Linked DNA regions of Homo sapiens: region 1 is linked to region 2. The links are chromatin loops, found by intact Hi-C in ENCODE. Cell type or tissue: PC-3. All regions are shown on one strand. Links, peaks and the distances in the headings refer to the core of each region. The heading gives the core; the rest is flanking DNA.

Evidence for each region. A loop is a pair of places that touch in the nucleus more often than their neighbours do. Peaks named below come from ENCODE experiments on the same cell type or tissue, not always from the same donor. Only the 100,000 strongest peaks of a DNase experiment are listed, where the experiment ranks them.
Region 1: it touches region 2 in a loop (9-fold over the local background); 9 of 110 quality-filtered maps call a loop at or near these places.

The regions. Positions count from the first base shown.
Region 1 is chr11:27,349,278-27,352,196 of GRCh38, reverse strand. CCDC34 (coiled-coil domain containing 34) reads left to right here. Exons shown (of 6, transcript NM_030771.2): 3 at 1,758-1,865. Among named protein-coding and RNA genes, the nearest start is that of CCDC34, 12 kb to the left of the region's middle. In PC-3, for the core only: no CTCF peak of the experiment used is centred there; no DNase peak of the experiment used is centred there.
Region 2 is chr11:27,200,563-27,203,481 of GRCh38, reverse strand. All of the region lies in intron 2 of BBOX1-AS1 (BBOX1 antisense RNA 1), which reads left to right. LOC124902651 (a long non-coding RNA gene) reads right to left here and starts at 1,228. Exons shown (of 2, transcript XR_007062632.1): 1 at 1,140-1,228; 2 at 1-136. In PC-3, for the core only: no CTCF peak of the experiment used is centred there; a DNase peak (open chromatin) is centred at 1,331; H3K4me3 peaks cover 728 bases; H3K27ac peaks cover 1,680 bases.

The DNA of each region.
Region 1 (2,919 bases), core at 381-2,880, 150 kb before region 2:
TGCCCAGGCTGGTCTCGAACCCTTGACCTCAAGTGATCCATCCGCTTCAGCTTCCCAAAGTGCTGGGATTACAGGCATGAGCCACTGCGCCTGGCCCAGAGGCCCAGGCCTTCTTTTTCTTATAACTCATATACTATGGCACACTCTTCGTCAGTCTTCCTCAGAATAGTTCTCATCCCTTCAAATGCAGTCTTCAGCCTTTGTCATTAAGAGCTCTGAATTTTCCCTTTTGCCGGGTATTCTTGTTTCATATAGTTCACTTTACTTTGCCTGTCTCAAAAGACCTTCTCCATCTACCTAGTACCACGCTCAAATTTTCTACCCCCTCCCACCTCCCAATCTCTCTCCTTTCGAAGCCATCTTTTCACTGTTCCTTGTATGGTGCTCATTTCTGACTAGCCTGGTAGACTAGGCTAGGGGGAAGGAAAGATGTTTCTCCTCATCTTCCCTTCCCTTCTCTGAACTTTTATGATATGCAATAACTCGCAATGTAGCACTTATTTCTTTAGTGTATAGAAAATCAGATCAGAGACTTCTGGGATTTCATCTTTATATCAGATTTATATCAGTTATTGCTAGGTCCATAGTAGGTGTACCATAAAAGTATACTGAGTAAGTCATCAAAGAACAATAGCTGCTGAAGTGATGAAAAATCCTTAAAGATGGATATTTGCTTTTGGGGGTATAGTGTTTAAAAGTTGGAAGACTTCCTGAGTGAGGGCGGCTATCTTCTATGCAGCAGAATTTTAGGATGAGTGATTATGGAAGACAGATTTCCTGTGACCAGTTGTTTAAAATGCAAAAGAGATGTTCTTGGTGTCAAGTTTTATCTTCATTTAAGACACTGGAATTAGTCTGAGGGTTGGAAAATTGTCTTTCCCACTACCACCCATGCCCAAGTAGGTAGGTCTTTGGGAAAGAAAGGGCTATGGAGGAGTGTGGAGACCAACAGAAGATACGTAAGGTATCTGACTATTAGTATCTAAAGACGGAGAAGAAAAATAACCAGTAATTATGGTTGTGGAGTCCTAGTGAAGTCTAGTTTGAACAGCATTCTAAACCAATGCAGTAATTTAACTGATGAGTGACAGAGTGGTGGCATTCAACTTGTAGTTTTATTTGGCCATACCTTTCACATTCTTTTTCCTGAGGAAATGCCCAAACGTGTAGATTCGAGTGACAGCAAGGCAGTTAAATAATCTGGGATATGAATGTGATTTTGTTTTACACTTCAGCAGCTATAAAACCAGTGAAGAAAACTCTGGGTTCTTTTTTCCCTAAGGAAAATTGAATGGTTTCTTTGTATTTCTTTTGTGTAACTGAATTAAATTTTTAATATAGGGATTATTTAATTTCTATGCTTTATCTTCATCAGGAATCCAGAAGCTTCTTATAACTGTTTAAAAAAAAAAGTTGCAATTCTCTTGAGCTTCTGCCAGTAGCTTAGAGTGATGCCAAAATTTATGTGTGGGAAAGTTGATTTCAATGAGGGTAATTTAGCTGAAGTTTAGTCTAGGAAACTAGTGTTTTGCTGCCAAGCAATTATTTGCACATTTCTAAAAAATGACTTATACTTTTACCAATGCTTTTTTTCATCATAGACTGGTTACTTAAGTAAGTTATTGCCACTAGTGGCATATGCTCCATAAAGGAAACTATATTCTTGTTTAATTTGGTTAATAACCTCAGACTTTTAAAATGTATGTTATTTGGGTACTTCTATTAAATGTTGCCTTTTGTCTAAATAAAATCCACAGGAATTAAATCAACAACTAGAAAAAAGAAAAGAAATGGAAGAACGTGAAAAAAGAAAGATAATTGCTGAAGAAAAGCACAAGGAATGGGTTCAGAAAAAGAATGAGCAAGTAAGGAGGGGAAAATGGATACACACATTGACATCTCTTTTGCAAAATATTTCTTCCTATTATACTTCATTACCTAGGTTTTAAAAAATACTTCTCTTAGAGTCTTTCTTCTTTGGCTTGTTTTGTTTTTCTATCCTGGTGGACATTTATCAAGTCTCTATCTTCTGCCCTTTGCCCTCTACTTTTCTCCTTTTTCCCTCCTGTGGCTTGCACTAATATTTGCCTGCAGGCAGTCACCAAGTCTGTATTTCTAGGCCTGACCTTTTGGATCCTTATGGCAAGTGCCTCCAAGTCTGCAAATCTAAAACAACCCATTTTGCCCATTTCTCCTTCGTAAATCCATCCTCCCATTTCTCTGTTTCATTCAGCTGTCTTCTCGGTCATCAAGGCTTAATTAGAATTCTTCTGTTGTTCCTAATCATCTCCTCCTTTTCTTTACAATTACTACTCCCCTGTTTGTGATCTCTTTCCATTATATCTTTCAACTTGTTGTTTACTTCTTATACTGGATTGTAAGCTACATAAGGGCAGGGATTTTTGCCTCTTTTGTTCAGTTTTCCAGGAGCTAGATGAATACCTGCGCATGATATATGTCCAAAAATAGTTTAATTGAGTGAAGATGTTCATTGAATGGCTGCATTTTTTCCTTTTAATTTTAATATATTCTTCTATGGATCACACACATTCGAAATTTTAAAAATACTTATTCTGTGGTCAATTTGTCTTCTGTTGTGATTTTTACATATTTAGAGTGGTACTGCTTTTATTATTATAATCCAGTTTTACAAATGTGGAAAAATGTTTAAATTGTAGGACAATATTTTAAATTTTAATTCTAACTTTTTATCTTTATTGTTGAATCTAATGCCTAATGGTATTAATAAGAGTACTAAGTAAATAATTTCAGTAAATTGAAGATGATATAACCTTCTTCATCCAAGTATTATAAGAAGGAAATTGGTTAGATGTATGTGTGTTATAACCATATTTGTTTAGAAGTCAATTACTTTGTTTTTTTAAAAAAGTTTACTTCATCCCATGATATAACATGAAA
Region 2 (2,919 bases), core at 129-2,628:
GCTGATTGGAGGCCAACTTCAGCTCCTAAAGGCCACTCACAGTTCCTAGAGGCCATTTGCAGTTCCTTGCCATGTAGGCTTTCCCGACAAGGCTGCTTACTTCATCAGGTCAGCAGGGAGAATCTCGAGAGTAAGCCTGCTAAGAAGAAGCTTTGCATAACATGACATAAGCAGCAGAGTCACATTCCGTCCCCTTTGCCACACTGGTTAGAAGCAAGTCACAGGCCCTACCCATATTCAAGGGGAGTGGAGCACATACAGACATGACCACCAGCAGGTGGGGATCATGGGGGCCACCTTAGAGTGTCCAGCATAACAAGGAAGGGTTTATTTTTTCATGGTGACAAGGAGCCCAGCACAGGCAGATTGGGGTGAGGGAACGTATCCATGGTGCTATCCATATTTCAGCCTCTTCTGTGTGTTTTGCCATTTTTCACCCCACTTTTTTTTTTTTGTTTGTTTTTTGAGACAGAGTTTCACTCTTGTTGCCGAGGTTGGAGTGCAGTGGCGTGGTCTCGGCTCACTGCAACCTCTACCTCCTGGGTTCAAGCGATTCTCCTGTCTCAGCTTCCCAAATAGCTGGAATTACAAGCACACACCACCATGCCTGGCTAATCTTTGTATTTTTAGTAAAGACGGGGTTTCACCATGTTGACCAGGCTGCTCTCAAACTCCTGACCTCAGGTAATCTGCCCGCCTCAGCCTCCCAAAGTGCTGGGATTACAGGCGTAAGCCACCACGCCCGGCCCACCCTTTTGATCATAAAATGGTTCTTCTAAGTTTCACATCATCATCATTCAAAGAGCTTCAAACAATAGATTCCTGGAAGCCCTACCCAGACACATGGCCCATTGGCTCTTGCATTTGTATCAGTGGGCCATTTCCACCACAAAGACCATTGGGAAACACACACAGTTAATAAACAATATCCACTGTGACCCCAACAAAAATGCCAAATGTAGTTGGCATGTGTCTTTTGACCTTCAATACATGGGCACATGGGTTAACGCTTTCCACTGAGGGCTGGCCTATGAATAAGTTACAAAGCTTGAATGAGAAAATGCATACATAATCATTTGCACAGTGCCTGGCACATGACATCTTCTCAATCAGTGTTGCCTCTTTTCACCATTCCCTACCTGCTCCCCGACAACTCTGATGCCTTTTTTTTTTCTGCGTCGCCCCTGCCTCTGGGTTTAAATGCTCCAAACACAGCAGCACCTCCAGAGTTAAGCACCCTGTCAGGCCGACAAGTCTGTATTTATGAGGGAGGAATGTAATAGCCCCAGCTGGAACCCTGCCAGGGGACTAGCAACTGCAACGCCCTTATTTGCTCTGGGGAGGAGCAGCTTGGAAACTTTTTATGAGATTCCAGAAGCAGCAAGGTCATCAGTTTTATGGCCATCCCACTTCGTTTGTGAATACGGCCTTTGAATGATAATGTTTGGGTTCCTTGACACAAACAAGGCTAGTGTTAGCTCCGTTGGAATGGGAGACAATAAAATAAAATATATTCTGTTCCACGTGACTGCAAGGTGTTCTGAGTAATTTCAGACCCCAACAAACAACAACAAACCAGTTGTACATTCAGAGAGCTTGATTTTTAGATAGCCTCACTATAAAGCCCCTGTGTGTGTCTGAGGCAGGTAATCTGATTTGTCAGGTCACAAGCGAAGCAACATGTGTTTACTATCACACTCATTTCCCAGCCAGCTGCAAGTGTCTGAAGGAAAGCTCTTGGTCAGGCCTGTTTGCTGTGATAAAGTCAAGGCCAAGGAGGAGGGCTGCCTGCTCACCAGGCTCCATGTGTTCTTGTAAATAAGAACTACCCTCTCCAGTGACACCTGGGCATCTTTCTCTAATTGCTCACTGGACCGTGGCTTTTATTACAGTTGAATATTTGCTAGGCTGAGCCCAGGAAACATTCAGCTTCCATTGTCTGGCTGGCTGCCACCGTCTGCTCTGCATTACAGTTGGCCATGGGTACAAGGTCAACCCATTTTTGGGTTTCTTTATTTTGGGCCAGCCACATGGCAGCAAAGACAGAGGCCAGCCTCTGTGTGTGTGTGTGTGTGTGTGTGTGGACTGAGGGGGAGTATGGGCAGAGGAGGCAGGAAGTGGTAGAGAGGCAGGAAGACACTTCATAAATGAATGAAATTCTCCTTTATAGGCACAATTCCTGGTACCAAATACACTTTTGATGAATGTTTGTTGAATGAACAAATGAGTGATTCTATTCATTTAACCAGCATTTATTGAATACCTACTGTTTGCCAGGTGCCTAAAGTCTGATGATAATGCACAACTTTACAAACAAGATTTGTATTCTCCTGGAAAATGAATTGTTTGGGGAGTGAAGAGGATCAACAAATGAATGAGCGAGATGTAATTGACAAATGCCCTATGAAAAACAGGAGTCAGGGTGTGGAGGTGGAGGTGGAGGGGGCTGGGGATGGAGAGCTACTATAGATAGGAGACTTTCCTGAGGAGGTGATATTTGAGCTAAGACTTGAATGATGAGAGGGCACCAGTCATGAGATCTCTGGGAATGCATGTTCCTGGCAGAGAGAGAACACATTTCTAGAAGGTGTAAGGAAGGCTGAAGCTACAAGAGACAGGAAACTATAGCTTACACACTTCAGCTGAAGAGAGGGCTCATCTTTCCTTTAGAATGTGGGCAAAGATCAGGAAATTAAAAACAGAGGTATAAGGAGTAGGAGTAGGAGTAAGGAGTGGTGTTGGAAATAAGAAGTTTAATAGAAAGTCTGCTTTCTGAGCAGGTGGCCCTCTACCTTTGCAGTGAAACTCCTGGGAGCTAGGTTCTATCCCCAAGGCAGGCACATTGAAAGGCTATTCTCTAAAGAAATTGGATGGCCCTAGACAAATGACTTCCCCGTTGAGGAACTTAGGGGATCCCCC